2 separate regions of the Homo sapiens genome follow, and region 1 is linked to region 2. A link is a loop called in an ENCODE intact Hi-C map of the cell type or tissue named here. Cell type or tissue: HCT116. All regions are shown on one strand. Each heading gives the region's core, and the rest is flanking DNA. Links, peaks and the distances in the headings are about the cores only.

Evidence for each region. A loop is a pair of places that touch in the nucleus more often than their neighbours do. Peaks named below come from ENCODE experiments on the same cell type or tissue, not always from the same donor. Only the 100,000 strongest peaks of a DNase experiment are listed, where the experiment ranks them.
Region 1: it touches region 2 in a loop (3-fold over the local background); 3 of 110 quality-filtered maps call a loop at or near these places.

The regions. Positions count from the first base shown.
Region 1 is chr10:104,022,866-104,032,124 of GRCh38, reverse strand. It overlaps SLK (STE20 like kinase), which reads right to left. Exons shown (of 19, transcript NM_014720.4): 19 at 2,892-6,551. The coding sequence ends at 6,405. COL17A1 (collagen type XVII alpha 1 chain) reads left to right here. Exons shown (of 56, transcript NM_000494.4): 56 at 1-839. Among named protein-coding and RNA genes, the nearest start is that of MIR936, 21 kb to the left of the region's middle. In HCT116, for the core only: a CTCF peak has its summit at 3,755; a DNase peak (open chromatin) is centred at 3,784.
Region 2 is chr10:103,709,398-103,718,656 of GRCh38, reverse strand. All of the region lies in intron 5 of SH3PXD2A (SH3 and PX domains 2A), which reads left to right. Among named protein-coding and RNA genes, the nearest start is that of SH3PXD2A-AS1, 33 kb to the left of the region's middle. RefSeq lists an enhancer at 9,022-9,259. In HCT116, for the core only: CTCF peaks have their summits at 5,575 and 6,869 (motif pointing right); DNase peaks (open chromatin) are centred at 2,226, 3,056 and 5,536; H3K27ac peaks cover 1,511 bases.

The DNA.
Region 1 (9,259 bases), core at 726-8,725, 310 kb before region 2:
GCACAGCCAACCTAGCTAGCAACATTTGTTTTAGTCTGAACAATATATACTTATAGAATTCAGTCAAAGATACACAATCTGAAACAGCTTCATGGGGTGGACTCTAACAGTAGTTGCAATGTTTTAGAATGAGACTTACTTCTCTGCTATCTAGATCTGAACTCCTTGGCTTCTTTACTTAGTTCAAGCCCCAGCCTAGGAAAGCCAGTTACATAAAAGTTGGCTCAGGAGTCTTAGAGCTTTACCTAAATATGAGCCCAGAAAACGGAGGATGGGGGTGGGGCGCCTTCCTGGAGGTGACACTTGATGGGGGTGTGTTCTGGTTACTGTTCTAAGGCTGTGCCATCAGCTCCTTCCTCCCCTGTTCATTCTGCATTCTCTAGTCAGTTGGCTAAGAAGTGACTCTTGCAACTAAAAAAATTAAGAAATTCACTTCCCCTCTAGGAGGTGATGATAGGGTTTCTAATGGTTATATGTATATCACATTCCCATTTGCTTAGAAAGTCTGATTGTAGCTATGATTGTCCGTAGGCCCATACTAGAGTTCATGGATATGTTATACTGAACCAGGCCAGAGCAAACAGAAAAAGAAGGTTGAGGGCAATGGACAAGGAAGGAATAAAGGGAGAAGAGGGAAAACAGAAAACCTGATGCTGGGGACACAGCATCAGCTCAAGACGTCACCCTCCATTCTGCACTCAGAAAATGGCACTTGGGGGACTGGGCGCAGTTGGTCTTTAACCACTTTTCAATGTCTAAAAACATTTGTTTGTGGTCTATAAGATGAAACATCATTTCAATCGTAAAATTTCCCATTAAAGAAGTTTTTTTTTCTAATATCATGTTTAATGTGATTCGTCTGACCAAAGAAAGATTAAAAAATAGTCTGGGTTAATTGGGTCTGATTCTAACACTGTTTATTACAAACACAAGAAAACAAAAGTGGTTGTATTTTGGGGCATAGCTTCTGGTATTTCATTCAATCCCTGAGGTCTTCAAAGGCAAATCTTTAGATACCTGCAACTATGAACTCAATCTGGGGATTTTACAAAGCACATGAAAGTTTTCCCCAAGCATAAGTTATTTGAAATAAACATGCAACAAATGAGCAAGAAGATTACTTGCAATTAGGTAGTGCTTTATCCTGGGGCAATGGAATTATGATTGTAGGGCAAGTAATATATGGAATATAGAAACTTCTATTAAAGAAAAATGTACAAATCTCAAATGCCCCAAAGAAATGCACAGTAAAATCAGACACTCCAATTGAGAAGAGACTCTACTTAGCCACTTTGTGAATTTGTTACAAGTTGTGACTCTCAAATTGCTGGATAATTAAAAATGGGATTAAATTGCATCTATTTCTACACCACTACTCTTCTAAAAAGACTTTATTTTCCATAAGGTCTCTGCTGAGTATCTCATATTATCCCAGAAAAAACACTCCACTTGTTTCCTCTATATCAAACAACCGCTAACGGCAACAACCAGTCAAGCACTACACACTCTACGTGGTCTTTTTGCCTCTTTTATTATATCCTGATAATTGCCTGCTATGAATTAATGAGAATTTTTTAAAAATAAGGCTGGGCGCGGTGGCTCATGCCTGTAATCCCAGAATTTCGGGAGGCCGAGGCGGGCAGATTGCTTAAGCCCAGGAGTTCGAGACCAGCCTGAGCAACATGGCAAAACCCCATCTCTACTAAAAATACAAAAAAATTAGCCGGCATGGTGGCGGGCACCTGTGATCCCAGCTACTCGGGAGGCTGAGGCTGAAGAATCACTTGAACCCAGGAGGTGAAGGTTGCAGTGAGCTGAGAACGTGCCACTGCACTCCAGCCGGCAAGACTCCATCTCAAAAAATAAAACAAAAATAAAATAAAAATTAGTTCATACAGCCTCCAGATTTCAAACAACTTGAGTTTTACTAAGCAAAACTATTGTGTATAATAAAGGAATTGTGCTTTTTAAATAATTTTTTTTCAAAAGAATTCATTAGTTTTACCCAAAGGCTGAATTTTTTACTTTTTAATTGTAGCTTTTACACTTATTAAAAGTAACTTCCAAAAAAAGGGGGGAAAAAGATGTTTTGACCCTTTAAAAAAAAGTAGCTTTAGGGGTTCAAGTATTATATCCCCTTTAATAGTGATCCTTATCTTGATTAATCAAGACATAGGAGTTTTTTCCTTGTTACTAGATCTACCTAAGATACCCAAAGTCTTCATCAAGTTTTAGCTCAAGTAAAATAGGGTACAAGTCCAAACTTACTACCTTCTCTGGACAAAACTCAGAAAGAGGATGGGCAGATATGAGGTTATGTCCTCAGCTGGATGGCAATGGATGTTAGCCTCTTTTGTTTCATTTTTTTTTTTTAAGTCAAGAATGAGCTCAATAGTGCACAACGCTCCCAGATTAGAAAATGACACTCCATGCCTCCCTCCAGCTGGACACGTGCCGAGTGATGCTGCCTAGCGTCTACTGAATCTTGCATGAACGTTATCAATGACGAAGAGACTATTTTTGCAGAAGTGAGGTCATATGATTTGTGAAATGCTTGGTGAGAAAAATCATCCATCCCAAGAGGAAAAGAAATTAAAAACATACACATATATACATAGGCTGATAGAAATATTTTAAGCACCTCCCAAAGGAGGGGTTTGCATTCTGAAAGACAACCCCCAGCAAGTTATCACTAAAAACTACATTTGAGTGTGTGTGTGTTTGCGTGTATGCTGTGGACTACACACAGCTAGGAATACTAACTCTGGAAGGGTCAGAAGACCTGCGGGGACTGCAAGTTTTACAATATAACTAGGACCAACAACTGCAAAGTGTTCTCAGGCAGGACACTCCAGTTTCAAAGATTCTCAATAAAAGACTGCTTCCCAAAATTGATTAAGAAATAACTTTATTTTTCATGTGTCAATCCCATGATTGAAAAGACATGTTGCTCTCAAGTAGATAAGAGGCATAATCTTAAACAAAATTCTTTCTGAAAATTTAGCTTATGAACTCATTACACTGCAAACCAGAGAAGGAGCACAAAAAGCTGCAGCCCACATTGAAACCTGGCAAACACTCTCCGCCAAAATTAGTAGCAGGAATGTTAAAGCTTTATCAAAAACATGTCAGCAACGGAATAGCAACAATACAGCCATTAACTGTTGTGCCTTCAACTTAAGAAAAGCATTTAAAGAATCACCCCATTTCTTATAAAAATCATTTCTCAGAAAAGAATTGTTAATCAAAAGACTATTAGAACTGGAACTCTCTTCTTTCACTTCAGTTCTAGATTTTCTTTAATCAACAATATCTCTAGTTAATACTTGGACAGAATTTGGCTTCTCAGAAGAGTCTTTGTCATTTAAGCACAGTGTGGAATGGGAAAAAGTGTATAGTTACAAGGAAACTAGAAGAGTACAAAAAAATAGTCACTTCTGAAACTCGCTGATGCTCAAGAAATCAGAGACCCTTCATTAAGGTGGGTCTCATATGCCTGAGAGCTTTGTGCTTGAGGAAGTATGACTTAGAGGTAGCTCTGGTTCTGGTAATTTATATTTAATTATAATTTGCTGTATCCTGTCACAAGAGAGTTCTAATATTTTCAGCAAAGTAAAAGCATTCAACATTTTTTCCTTACCCACCCTATAGCTTCCCCATAGAAAAAGATAAGAAAAAGCTTAATGTGACTCCACATAGAATAGCAGCTAATTCAGCAATTCGCACTGTATGGTTGTTGACAGGACTAGGAAAGGCAGCCTAGTGCCCCAAGCTGTAGGAGCTGGATCTGCAGAAGTGTGCAGGTCTGCTGTGTTCACAGCACTCAGGGAAAGAGGGGAGGAGGTGGCTGATGAGGGTGCACGTTCGGAGAAGTCTGTATGTGTTTCATGGCATATTCTGCCACAGCAACAAAACAACCAAATCAGCAGTAGATTTGACTGTACCCTTCGATTTCAAAGAAGTCTGCGCCCCTCGCCCACTCGCCACCTACACTTCATGCAGGAAAGATAGATCACTATCATCTATTTGAATACAGGGCCTCAGAAGAGGTGGGCTGGTATGGGTACAAACAGCGTATTTTATAACAAAACACTTTTTGAAAAGATTTATATAACTTTAAGTATTAAAATGAATGCTTTACCTCTACATATGTATCACTGTACAGTCTTGCACCCACACGATTATGGTCATATTTGAAAGCGAACTCAAGCACAAACACTGAATCCAAAAGGCAGTTTTAAGGGAGATCCAACCTTACCCACAGCGCCAACCATTCCACTCTGAGCCTCTCTCCTTGAGTCAATAATCTGAATGTCAAGTTGAAAGGAACAGAAAGAATCAAATATTCAGACCAAATTAATCAGGCACCACACACTATTTAGCGCACAGGGTATCAATTAAATGATACTAGAAAAAAAATGTCTACTGCCTGAGGTATTCATTTTTTAAAAGTCAATAAACTGAAAATTTCAAAGGAGAAAGTGGTATGAAGACGTTCCTTCCCAATCCCTCTTCAAATAAATCATTAAATACACTGGGCAACATTATACTGTCATTTTTATCATAACAATATAAACAATTTTTATCATCATCCTGAATATTACTTTATAAAGATATATATTTTAAAAGGCTTTCAAAACATTTTTCAACCCAGCATTTGAGAATAAAGCATTAAGAGTTTTGTATACAGTAACACATTCATGTGATAAGTGTATGAATTTACAACCATACATAATATGTATATATGTATATATATTTATATAAAAAACAAACTTGGCCAGAAGTTAAGGCTACCTACGAAGTTGTCCAAGTAAATTATGCTTGTCAAAACAATTATAAAATTCAAATCACACATGCATTTTTAAATCATCTAAATCACTGACAAACAAGGTTCAGCATCCAAAGTTTTCAAATTAACTGCAAGAAAGTGCTACAGACATTTACATTTTCTAAATATGAATCAGTGTTCCCACAAAGTTACATTTAAATTTTTCACCAGCCTCAAAAGTAATATAACTGAAAACAAACTTTCACAATTTGGTACCTAGCACTCTTAAGAGAGAATAGGTTGAAAATGGCAGGCAGCAAGCATCATTCACAAATGTGCTGTCTCAGACAGCAAAGTACAGTTTATAATACTGTCTGACCTGACACGTGGTTGAAATTCTAAGCCTCATAAGGGACTAGGAGTGAACATTTCATTAATAATTACACACACCAGCAACCACATGATAAAGGCTTCAGGCTTTTCCCACTCAAATCAAAGTGAATGATTTAAACATGGAACAAAATAAAACCAAGACATAAGTAGCCTCATTTCAAAATAAGGAAAAGTAATTCCTGACGTGCCTAAATATTTAATTTAAACTTTTAAAAAAGTATTCTGAACTAATGCCTCTTTTAAGATTAATTTCTGAAGATATATTTATAAATATAACTCACAGCCTGCAGGCCTCTGACAGAGTTTTAAACAGAATTAGCTAAGATGGAGAGAAATCATTTAACCAGCTCAGGTATTATTTTAGAAAATAAACACAGATAGCTAAACCTATATTGCTTAAATTTCATGAGTTTTACATTTCCAGTTTGCAATCTAAAAGCTACCTCTTTTTTTCATCTTTCCAAACTTTGTACATGTATTTTAGGATGAAAATTTCTATCAAACGGTAAGAGAAGCAAAAATTCCAAAACAACCATGTTTTTAATTCTAAAGATGTTTTTGTCCCTGTTGATCAAAAAGAAAATCCTACTTACGACTTGACTGAAATTTAGTGTTTTAGGCACTATCTTAAGAAAATTAGCACCCTCAATTATTAGCTCATGCCAAAAGAGGTAATTCGTTTTGACAAATCACTGAAATAATTTTTCTCTTTTAAAAGAGGTTGTTCCTATTTAAAGAAAAAAATATATTCATTTACTGAGTCAACAGCATATTTGAGCAAATCATAGCTTTTTTATGAGAGCTGATCCACCAAAAGAAAATTATCCCAACTCTCTGCAGCAGAGCTTCAACTACAGAATTTAGGCATTGAGAAGTTACGTCAGGTAAGAAGAATTTATTAATACTTAGTGATGTAACAGTTTTTCTTAAATAACTTTAAACATTATTTCTCCAACAGTTTTCAGGTAGCAGTGTCTAAAGAACATAATTTTTAAGATGAATATACAAAGTCACCTTAGTCACCAAGATGCTACTTTGCCAACATGGCCTAGCGTCTGTCTTAGTTCGTTTTCCCTTCATCTTTGCTTAAAAACAAAACAAAACAAAAAAAACAAAAAAGGAAAACACCTAGAAGGTGAGGCAGGTGATTGTCTTCATGAGCTATCTGAGAGACTGTGGCAGAAGATGAGAACAGAATGACATACTGAAAGAGCCAAACCCACGCACAGAATGCTTCCCTTTGTTATGATCCGGTGGAATGCAAGCTGGGAATAGGATAAAATTTGGAAATCCGGCTCTGTGTTGATGGGTTAAGGCATTCAGACTCCCCAGTCATTTTAAAGAATACTTCCTGTTCCTGTAGTTTCCTGGCAAACTCTTCTTCCAGTGTCTTAAAAAGAAAGGGAAAAAGAAATTGCTATGTGCTGGTATTATATATAGAATTTATGCTGACAGCCAAGATAAAACTACTTGTCCAAAACACTTTCTTTGTATATAATCCTCAAGAAGACACGCCTGCTCAATTTTTTAAGATCATAAGCTTTGTACAGCCCTATGTGCAAGTCCAGCTCAGCCACATAAATGGACAATTTGGGTCCATTACTTAACTTCCCTATATTAGAGAACCATTTAATTCCTCAATTCCTCTGCTGTAAAAATAGGGATAATTTGCTATGTGAAGTATAAATGTGATAATGATGTACTTACACATACTATGCACTCTAATATATGGTACCTATTATTAACTATTATGTGTTTCTCCCACATGGCACTTACCCCTGCCTACTTGTTATTTTAGTTACGATGCGCCTGTATTTTCTTTCACACTAGACTATAATATAAGCTGTTTAAAGGTACAACTTAAATCAGAATCATTTTTATCCCCATAATACAGAGCAAAAATAAGTGCTTGAGAAATGTAAGAGGCACCATTGTGATGTGAATGTCTGTGCCCCCCAAATCCATATAAAAACCTAATCCCTAATGTGCGGATACTATGCATAGAAGGTGGGACCTCTGAGAAGGGATGAGGTCATGAGGTAGAGCCCTCCAAATGGGATGAGTGCCTTCATGAGGGGCTAAAGAGAGTTGTTATTCCGCCCTGTGAGGACACGGTGAGAAGTCGGCAGTCTGTAACCCAAATGAGGGCCCTCATCAAAGCGTGACCGTGTTGGCACCCTGGTCTCAGACTCCCCAGCCTCCAGTTTATGGCATTTTGTTACAGGTATCAATGACTTTGTGGAGAAGTGATTCAGGGATAAGTGGTGCTGTAGAGGTACAAAGCACAGGAAAAGAAGGAAGGATATAGGAGGGGTTCTCAAAAGAGGTGAAACATGAGCTTAGTGCTGAAGGAAAGATAAGAATTTGATAGGGAGCATAGGGAAGGCATGCCAGAAACAGAGCCGAAACACAGCACAAAGGCAGGAAGCCGAGGAGCTGGTATGAGGAGTGGCCATTATACCCAAGGCTGGAACCTGGACTGGGAACAAAGTGGCTAGTGGGAGAGGAAGCTAGAAAGGGTGACTGTGACTCAGGTGTGGCACTATGAAGGCTTCACAGTCAAACTGAGGCATTAATTTACATTTTACTCTGATGGAACTGAAGATTTCTCAACATCAGTATGACAGTGTCAAGAGATGTCCTTGAGGATAAATCCTCCGGTGATGGCAGGCGAGTGGGAAGAAAGGAAAGGGAACTAGAAATTAGAAGGCCCATTAGGAAATTCCTGAATAATTTAAACAAGCACCAGGATAGCAGTGAGAAAGAAAGGAGACACATTATGAAAAAGAGTCCAAATTAATTGGCGCCTGATTGAATGTAGGGTGTGACAGAAATGAAAAATAATTCTGGTTTCTAGCGTAGATGTCAGTTAAGAGAACAGGAATGCAGAAAAGAACATCTGATGGTGAGTGGCCTGCAGTGAGCGCGGAAACGTGAGATGGAGATGAAGGAACATCTGGCAGTGAGTGGGCCTGCAGTGAGTGGGGAAAGGTGAGATGGAGATGAAGGAAAAGGATGCTGAGTTTGGTTTTCTCTCTACTGAGTTTATACTCTTTAGTCAACACTGAACAGGTATGTAGTCATCTGTACAATGTGCCAGGAACTGTTCTAGAAACTGGGTACATATCAATAAATGAAGCGATCATGGCATGCTTTTAAGGAGTTTATATTCTCACTCGCAAGAGGGGACAATAAACAAATGTGTCTGGTGGTGATGAATTGTTACAAAGAAAAACAAAGAAAGGAGAGCAGATACAGAATGTTTGGGGTTCAGTATAGGTGCTACTGAGATACAGTGACCAAAAAAGGTCACAAGGCCTAGGTGAAATGAGGAGGAGCATAACACCCAGATGGAAAATGGGCGCTTACTGCCCAAACTGATAATAAAAACAAGAAACAATAATAGCAACAGCAACCATTCACTGAACCATTACTATAGCTCAGGTACTAGATAACTGCTATATAAACAACACCAAATAGGTAGTATCACTCTCATTTTACAAATTAGGAAAACTAGGCCTAGAAATGGTAAGTGAGAAAATTAATCAGTAAGTGTCAGTACTGAGATCTGAACACACACCTGTATGACTTTACAATTCATGCTCTATACAACTGCTACCATTTAAGTTTTGGAGTTGTCTATCTGCAACAGTTGAAGCCATGACTAGCAATAAAATCATCAAGGTAAAGACTGTTCTTTACTACAGGGGCAAAACTGAGAAATGTCTACATTTCAGGAGACAAAAGGGGATAAAGAACACAGAGAATGAGCAGAGCTGTGTCACAAAAGCCAGGTGAGAGGAGAATTTTAAGAAACAAGACTTTTAAGGAGAACAGTTAGATAAGGCCATAGGATTTGACTATTAGCAACTCACTTGTGACCACTGTCAACTAGTTCAACTAGGGTGTTTGAAGCAGATGCTAGGCTGCAAGTAGGTAAAGGAGATTTTACACCGTTTACAATTCTGTACCTTTTGAATTCTAAACTACATGAATGCATTACCTATTCAAAAAGTTTAACAATAAAGAAAATTTAAATTAAAAAGCCACACTATGGGCCGGGCATGGTGGCTCACGCCTATAATCCCAGCACTTCGA
Region 2 (9,259 bases), core at 753-8,752:
ATTTAAATATTAGGCCACCCACGAAGGTGATGTTATTATCCCCATTTAGCAGATGGGGAAGCGAAGTTGCTAGCAGTTACCTGACTTCCCCAGGCCATGCAGCCAAGTGGGGAGGCAGGCCTTGGAGCCTGGGTGCAGTTCTGTTAGGCCCCTCCAGCCCCCCAGCCCCCAGCCCTTTGCCCTGCAGTCATAAGGGGTCAATGGGCAGGGGTGGGCAAGAGAAGCTTGATGTAGTTTCTTGGTCTCTCCTGTGTGAATTGCTGGGGAGCCATGTGACAGCTTGGGATGAGGAGACCCTTGGTCACCAAATCCCAAAGAAGGCAGATAAAGACATGCCCTTGGCCCCGTGCGGTGGCTTATGCCTGTAATCCCAGCACTTCAGGAGGTCAAGGCGGGAGGATTGCTTGAGCCCAGGAGTTTGAGACCAGCCTGAGCAACATAGTGAGACCCCCATCTCTACAAAAAAAAGAAAAAAGAAAAAAAATGAGCCAGGCATGGTGGCACACGCCTGTGGTCCCCGCTACTCAGGAGGCTGAGGCAGGAGGATTGCTTAAGCCCAGAGTTTGAGGTTACAGTGAACTATGATTGCACCACTGCACTCCAGCCTGGGCAACAGAGACAGACCCTGTATCTTAAAAAAAAAAAAAAGACACATGGAAGCCACACCAAGAGACACCCTCTGTAGCAGCTGAGATGACCCCACTGTGAGCATGACCTGCCTCCTGGCACAGTGTCCTGAGGCCACTTTACTGACTCAGCTCCCCCTTGCTTTGCTCTGCCTGATCTCCTGAGAATCCCTTGCTTCCACAGGCAAGGCCCCTCACCCCCAGATGCAGTCCTCCCATATGGTGTCAACAAGGGCAAACAGGAGCTAAAGGCAGGCCCAAACTGGCCCGGCAGGACTCACCACGTGGTCAACTGCGTGACCCAGAAATGCCTCTTTGTGTTCCATTTTAAATTCTCATCCAGTGGAAATAAGGAATCTAAAAGTCTTTGAAACGAACGCTAGGAACTCTGTCTGTAGATTCCCAGGAGGATGCAGTTCTGGTGGGAGAAAGATCTGGCCGTAGGGCCCCAGGATCCACCTTTGCATCTCTGCAGCCTCCTGGCCCAGTGGCCACGCCCTCATTCTTTTCTTAGCTTGTCGCCAGCCTCCATGCTCTGCCCCATGGTTCCCTCCACCAGGAGCACCCTCCTCTCCTCCCCACTCGCTCTGGAACTGCATCCTACTCTGTCTCCAGACTCAGCTTGGGCCCCTCCTCCAGAAAGCCCTCCCTAGAGCTGGCAACCTGGCAGCCTTGGGATCTGTTTATGGATCTCTCCCCACCAAGGAACCCACATCTCTGGACCCCCAGGACCTGGCACCTAGTAAGTGTTGGGTGATTGCCCAACTGTGCCAAAATAAAGCCAGGCTATTTAATAGAGTTATACATTGAACTGCCCACCTCGGGGAGCAGAGCCAGGAGGATTCTCAACCTCTCCGGAGTCAGGGGGCCAGGGGTCAGAGACCAGCTCTGCCACTTGCCTCAGGCAAGTTGCAAGGCCCTTGTGTGCCTCAGTTTCCTTTATCTGTAGAGTGGGAATCGTTGCTGCCTCCAAAGGCAGTTGCGAGGATGATGCTTTAGCACACATAAAGTGCCAAACAAACCTGGCACGGTGTCAGCACTGCCAAGGCCAGTGTTTGCTGTCCCCATCATGGTGGGATGGGGACATCCCGGGTGGAAGCGCACAGCAGCAGCAGGCCCACATCACTTCCCTCCACATACATACACACGTTCTCCACTTCTGGAGATGCAAGGCTGCCTTTGCAGCCTCAGGGCTGAGGTTGCAGCCTTCTTGACCACTGCTGGCAGTCCAAGCCTGTGGGCAGGGTGGGCACACATGCCTTTGGTGCACCCATATCACAGAGGGGAAAACTGAGGCCAGGGCTGAGCTGATCTGCCCTGCTCTTGTCACTCACTTAGTATCTTTCTTCTTGGGCCTCTTACCAGCCCACTGGCCTTACCAGCCCACCTCTTACCCACGATGGGACACATAGTGGGCCCACACAGTGGGTAGACAGTCACCTCCCACTTCCTGCTCTCACCCTGGGCTTATCCCTTCGGCTTGTTTCTTCCTGCTGAAGCCAGCCATGATCCTGGTTAAATTCTTGACATTGCATGGGAGGAGCAGATAGCCCTGCTAAACTGGTTTCTGTTCTTCAGCCCAGGGCCACAGAGCCACCCTCTGTTGTACAGTAGAACAATGCCCCAATGTTCCGAGGGACCTGGGGTGAGAGGAGGATGGACTGAGGCCAGGCCAGAACCATCCCTGCCTCAGCCTGCCCATCAGGGGCCCCCAACACTCCCCATGGGGCAGAGTCCACCCCCAGTGTCCCTGCCTCCTGCGGGGAACCCCAGGGCAGGCCAAAAGGGGAGGCCATCCTGCGGGAGGCCTGCCCCAGCCAGAGCACAGGTTTGGGAACTGGGCCGGGCTGGTTAAGGTGGTGCAGGGGCTGGCTTAGGACACTGAGGGAGGCTGCCAGGGAAGGAGGGCCAGGGCAGAGGCAGATGCTGCTTGGGGCCTGGGGTGGGAGGAGGTCAGACTCAAGAAAACACTCTCCTCTGCATGACTTTCTCATCCTCCCCTCCCATTTATATTTTGGGGATGGTTGTTTCATCTTGGACTGCATGGTAAAATTGTGGGGAGTCCAGTGAGGGGGACAGAGGTTGTTGCTGCCATTTGCCTGGGAGAAGCAGAGCCCAGGAGGACAGATGAACTCTGCCAGCCCTGCTTCAGGGTTCCCGTAGGAAGACGAGGGGCAAGGTGGTGTGTGTGGCAGTGCAGCTGGAATAGCACTGAGAATGTGGGGTGTCTCCTCCAGGAGCCCCACATCCCCAATCCCAGTCGAATGCCAGGTCTGGCCTGTTCGGGAAGGCAGGGCGACTGCTCGGCTTATGTCTGGCTGCCAGCCTCTTGAGTTAGAGTCCAGGCTTCCCTGCTCACCAGCAGCATTGCTGTGGGTTGACTGCGTGGCCTTCCATTCTCTGTAAGTCACCCGGAGTCACTGCTCCGGCACTGGGGAGAATGAATTGGGATGATGCGTGTGGATCACAAACTGGGCACTGAGTCATACACCCTCCTACTCCCTTCCTTTTCCTAGGAGGCAAATGGAAGGTTGTGGACAGAGCCCTGGAACCTCTCCACAGCAGCCTCCCTTCACTCTGCAGGTAGTTACTGAGTGCCAGCTGTATGCCAGGGACCGCGTAGGCTAATCACCTCAAGGGTCAAAGCTGAAATTGTGAATTGAGTTAAATTAACTGCAGTGGCAACTGTGGGGACACCCAGCTCTGCCTGTGAGCTTGAATGGCTCACTTCTCCTCTTCCAGTCTGTTTCCCCATCTGTGCAAGGCCCCCGTGGTACATGTGGCAAAATGATTGTGAGGTTCAAGGGAGCAAATGCGTAGAAAATGCCCCTATGTACTTAACCCATCACAAAAGCTCAGGAAATGGGATTTTCTGTTTTTCTTCTCCTTTCCTCCATTAGCCCAGGCCTGGGTACAGAGCAGCCACCCCAAAAAGGCTGGGGGAATGGAATTGGGTTGGCCGAGCTGAAGGTGAGAGCTGGGAGAGGAGCATCTCACCGCATCCCTCTCTGCTCTGGGAGTCCTGGCCAGGGCTGGTGCTGCCTGTGGAGCGAGGCTGCCCCTACCACCCTGCAGGCTGTTGGAAACTCCAGGGCATCCCAAGTCCCTGTCTCTCCTGGGGGATTGGGGTAGAAAGTCCACCCACACATGCCTGGCTGCATTCTGGTCAGACACCTATCATCAAGATGGCTCTGTGTGCTCTGTAAAGCCCTGCCACCACCCATCTGGCCAGGGACGTGGGCCACACTGTCCTTGCAGCCCCCTGCCACTGGCTGCTGCACAAATAGCCTCTTTATGTTGATGGGCAGGAGGGCCAGCTGGACCTTGGAGCTGTGGGAGGCTGAGGGAGGGAACAGAACGTTAGATAAATAAACCTTGTCCATCCCCTGCCATGCCCCCTTCAACCTGGGTGGGCAGGTGGCAGGAAAATGCCCACAGGAAGCTGTGTCCAACCCACTTGAAAGGGGCATTGGCCGTGGGGAACAAGGACTTCTGCAGGCTCAGCTGTCATGCTGGGTCGGCGAGCTGGAGGGAAGCAGATTCAAACACCCCCAGTCCAGCCCAGCTCATAGCGCACACGCCTGGGAGGCCCATGTCCAGGGAGAGAAGATGACTCTGTTTTCAGGCCTGGCACAGGATTTTCTTCAGGGTGGGGAGGAAGGTGGCAGGGAAGGGTATCCTGGTGCAGGAGTGTGTGGGGGTAGACTGGGTCCCCCATTAATTTCTTGGGCTTGTGCATTCTATGTTCTCTGAAACCTCAAGACCCCCATGTGCCCACTCTCTTACCCCCAAGGAAGGCCTACAGAGCCCTTTGGAGCCTCTGGCGGAAGGGGTAAGCCCTGGAAGAGCGCTGAGGCCTGCTTTGCTGTTATGTTGTGTTCAAGGTGGGTCTTGGTTCCCCTGTGGTTATCACTACCCTCCATGTTCCTAGTCCCTGGGTAGTTACCCCTCCATGGGGAGTTTAAGGCAGAACTGAACCTAGAACCTGGGTCTTCGGCCACTGGGACCAGCCTTCCTCTGTTGCATTCTTGTGGGAGGCGTGTGTTCATGCAAGTGTTTCTAGATCATCTCTATGTGAGGCCCGGGACTTCAGAAGTAGCTCAGTCCCCACTCTCGGGGCCCTGGTGGTCTAAGGGGGAGGATAGCATGGCATGGGCCTGGCTTGCTTCCACAGGAGGCAGCAGACCATTATAGGCTCTGGCAAACCCTGGCTCCTCCCCCACCTGCTGTGTGGCCTGGGAATTATTTAAACTCCCAAAACCTCAATGTCCTTGCCTATAAAACAGGGCTTATAACAGCTGCTGATAATGGGGAAGACAGAAAAAGAACAACTGATTGTAATAGGTGCAGGGCCTTGCGCAGCAACAAACCAGCCTGCTGAGGTGGTCAGGAAGGCCTCCCTGAGGAGGTGGCATTCAGGCTGAGACTAAAGCAAGAGCTCACTACTCAAGGAGAGTGGCAGAGGAGGGCATCCAGGCCAGAGGGAGTCCCTGAGATTGTGTTTCAAGGATTGAAAGAAATTTCATCTTCCGTGAGAGTAAGGGATTTTTGGCTAGGGCTAGGCCAAGAAGAGATAGGCCTGAGGCAGTCATTAACAATCGCTACACTTCAGCATCAGGTAAATGGGCAGAACCTAGGGGTCTCTGGGCTATCTCCTGGCTCTGACATTCTGAGGTCCTAGCAGAACCAGTTGGCTATTGCAGTGGTCCAAGCATGCAACAGTCAGGATCTAGAGAGGGGCTGGATGGCTGTGGGAATGGGAGATATTCATAGACATAGTCCGAGATGAAAGGGACAAGCATCCAGAGACCTTGTGACTCCTTCCCCTTCACAGGCTCTGTAAGTTGGATCTTGAGGGTGGTTGGAGTTTGGGCACGTCTGTAACTTTGGGTCACTTTGAAGCCCTCGGTTCATGAGATACATGTGTATCTGGCTCCACCCCATGGCCATATCGGATATTACAGCTCCCAGCGTCTGGCTGATGCTGTACTAAAGCCGTGCTGGACCCTTGAGCATGGTTTATCTTGTTTGAGCATCCGTACAATCCAGGGAGGCCCATGCTCCTTTCTGCAGATGAGGGACCTTAGGCTGAGACTGGTTGACTTACCTCTCAGCTAGGAAGTGTCAGAGGCTGGACTCATGCCATTGCCCTTCAGCTCCAAGTCCACACCCCACACGGGGGTGAGCTGAGGATGAAGTGAGAAGCACCTGACCCTTGGCTGGGGCAACTAGCTCCAAATTTCAGGATGGGACCCTTCATCAGACAGAAGGGCAGAATAACTGCATCAGGACGCCATGGTTGCCATGGTCACCACGGGGGCTGAAGGTAGAGTTGAAGGCATGTGCCACATTTGGGATCTTTTAAGGGGAACCCAGGTTTCCTGCTGGGCCACATCCCTGAAAAGGTACAAGGTTTGCTGAGACTGCCAAGTCTGGTCCAGGCCCCCCAGGGCAGCCTGTTGAGACCCTTCCCCCAGCCTCAGGAGCTCCAAGGAGGGGCTTCCTATCCCAGGAGGGTTCAGGCCTCTGAGGAGGGGTGCTGCCTGGCTGGTACAGGCTCCTCTGATGGAACAGACACAGGGAAACCGGTTCTAGAAGCACTCAGAAAACCAGGTTTCCCGCTCCCAAACCACAGACTGAGCCCTTGGCTTCCCACACCCTCTCTCATGAATGGCCCATTTGGTCATGGGTCCAGAGGGCACGCAGATGGCTACGTGCAAAACCCCACCCAGGACATGTGGCCCGGAGCATGGCTCAGTGGTCAGAGCCAGAGGGAGAGTTTCCCCCAGACAGCTTTACTGAGGTATAATTTACATGCTATAATATGTACTTGTTTTAAGTGTACAATTAATTCATTGATTACTAATACTTTTACAGTTGTGCAACCATCACCACAATCCAATTTTAGAGCAGTTCCATCTCCCTTAAAAGATCCCAGAGGGAGGTTTTGGGGTTATTTTCTTTCCTTTTTTTTTTTTTAATTTTGAGACAGGGTTTCTCTCCATTGCCCAGGCTGGAGCTCAGTGGCACAATCGTGGCTCACTGCAGCCTTGACGTCCCAGGCCACCTCAGCCCCCAAGTAGCTGGGACTGCAGGCACACACCACCATGGCAGGATAATTTTTTTATTTTTATTTTTTGTAGAGACGGGGTCTGGCTCTGTTGCCCCTGCTAGTCGCAAATTCTTGGCTTCAAACGATCCTCCCGCCTCGGCTTCCCAACGTGCCAGGATTAGAGGTGTGAGCTGCCATGCCTGGCCACCAGAGGGACATTTTATATTCTTCCAAACTCCAGGTTTTGGAGACCTGTTGGTATCCCTTCCCTCTGCTCCTGTGTGAGGGGAGGACATGCCTGTTCCCAGGGACTGAGTCTCTGCCCCACTTGCTGCTGCTGTCATTTCTGGGCCCTCTGGTAGTTCCAGCTGCTACGCTGCCCTTGCACAGATTGCTCAGTAGCCCGGGGACGAGGTCTGCCTGGCCCTCCCGGTGCAGCTCTGAGGTGGACTAACCACTGAGTTGGCGCCCAGGGTGAAGGGGGAGGGTGTTCATCTCAGTGGGCACGTTCCCTGCGTATTGATTCCAGTGGCCCAGCTGGGTGTTCACTTTGAACTTCATCCCCAACCCCAGGTAGTTACGTGCCCCAGGTCAGTGGGAAGGCCACCTCAAATGCAATGCTTACTTCCCCCCAAACTTCTTAGAAGGCCAGTAGGTGCAGGCAACAGGCCAAGAGGCTGCACCACAATGATGCCCAACTTTCTACCCAGGGAAATTCCAGGTGTTCTGGCAGCTCAGCTGTTTAGCAGAAAGTGCATGAGGAGCTGATTATCAGCTTGGCTTTTTATAATCATTTTTCCCTCTTGGGATGCTCCTGGGAAGGAAGGTGGCAGAGCTGTTAAGGGAGGTGGCCTTGGACTCACAGGTGTAACTTCAGATCCTGGTTCAGCCCCCCACCAGCTATGTGCCAGGTGGGGCAACCGTTTTTTATTATTATTTTTAGAGACAAGGTCTCTGTCTCTCTCCCAGTCCTGGAGTGCAGTGGCACCATCACAGCTCACTGTAGCTTCAAACTGCTGGGCTCAAGCAATCCTCCTGCCTCAGCCTCCCGAGTAACTAGGACTACTGGCACATGCCACCGTGCCCCACTATTTTTTAAATTTTTTGTAGACATTGGGTCTTGCTATGTTGTTGAGGCTGGTCTTGAACTCCTGGACTCAAGCCATCCTCCTGCCTTGGCCTCCCAGGCAATCTTTTAACCCCACCTAAACTCACCACTTACTCACCACACCTGGGCCTGCCATCCCCACCTCTCACCCCAATACTGGGACGTCTCACTTGTGGCATATACCACAGAGGTAATTAAATCCTTAACATCCGGCTTCCCTGAGAGGCTGCACACACCCTGAGGGCCGGGACATTACTGCCAGGCATCTACCATATCCCTCGTGCTAGCTGAAGGATGGACACAGTAAATGCAATAAATGGAGAGGATGACTGTCTGTGGGCCTTATGTTCCCCCAGGAGTAAAATAGGGACCATAGAAGTGGCAGCATAGGGTTACTATGAGGTCTAGAAAGCTAATAATAGCTCAATTACTGTATCTCACCATGTGATGACATTCTTCTAAGCGATTTACATTTTTTAAATTATTATTATTTTTTGAGATGGGGTCTCACTCTGTCACCCAGGTTGGAGTGCAATGGTGCGATCTCGACTCACTGCAACCTTCACCTCCCAGGCTCAAGCGATTCTCCTGCCTCAGCCTCCCAACTACAGGTGATGCCCAGCTAATTTTTTGTATTTTTGGCAAAGGCAGGGTTTTGCTATGTTGCCCAGGCTGGTCTCAAACTCCCGAGCTCAGGTGATCCACCCACCTTGGCCTCCCAAAGTGCTGGGATTACAGGTGTGAGCTACTGTGCCCAGAGGACTTTTTTTTTTTTTGAGATGGAGTCTTGCTCTGTCACCCAGGCTGGAGTGCAGTGGCATGATCTCAGCTCACTGCAACCTCCGCCTCCCGGGTCCAAGTGACTCTCCTGCCTCAGCCTCCCAAGTAGCTGGGATTACAGGTGTCCACCCCCATGCTCATATTTTTAGTAGAGACAAGGTTTTGCCATGTTGGTCACACTGGTCTCGAACTCCTGACCTCAGGTGATCCACCCACCTTGGCTTCCCAAAGTGCTGGGATTATAGGCATGAGCCACCTTGCCCGGCCAGCCTACATGTTTTAATTCTCTAATTTTTGCATCCATCCTATGAAGTGGGTATAGTTGTCATTTCCCCCTAGTTTGCAGATTAAGCCACTGAAGCACAGAGAGGTCATGTGACTTGCAACGCCAATAACTGGCAAATATGGGCTAGAACCTCTTACCTATCCTACCCCTCAATGAAGCTTGGCAAGGGCTTAGCATGCTGCCCAGCATGCAGTCTTAATGAATGGTACCAGTTGTTACTATTGTTGTTGCCGAAGGGGCTGTGCCAGAGGCTGGCTCATTAGCGCCCACAAAACACGACTCATCTCTCAGCTACGTGGGTTTGCAGTTTCTGGAGTCATCGGAGCAGCCTCTCCTTCCATCCTTGCTGTGTCCCAGTGAGAGGCAAGGTGGGAGGGTTTGCCCCTGGTCCCAGGCTTTGGAGCTCA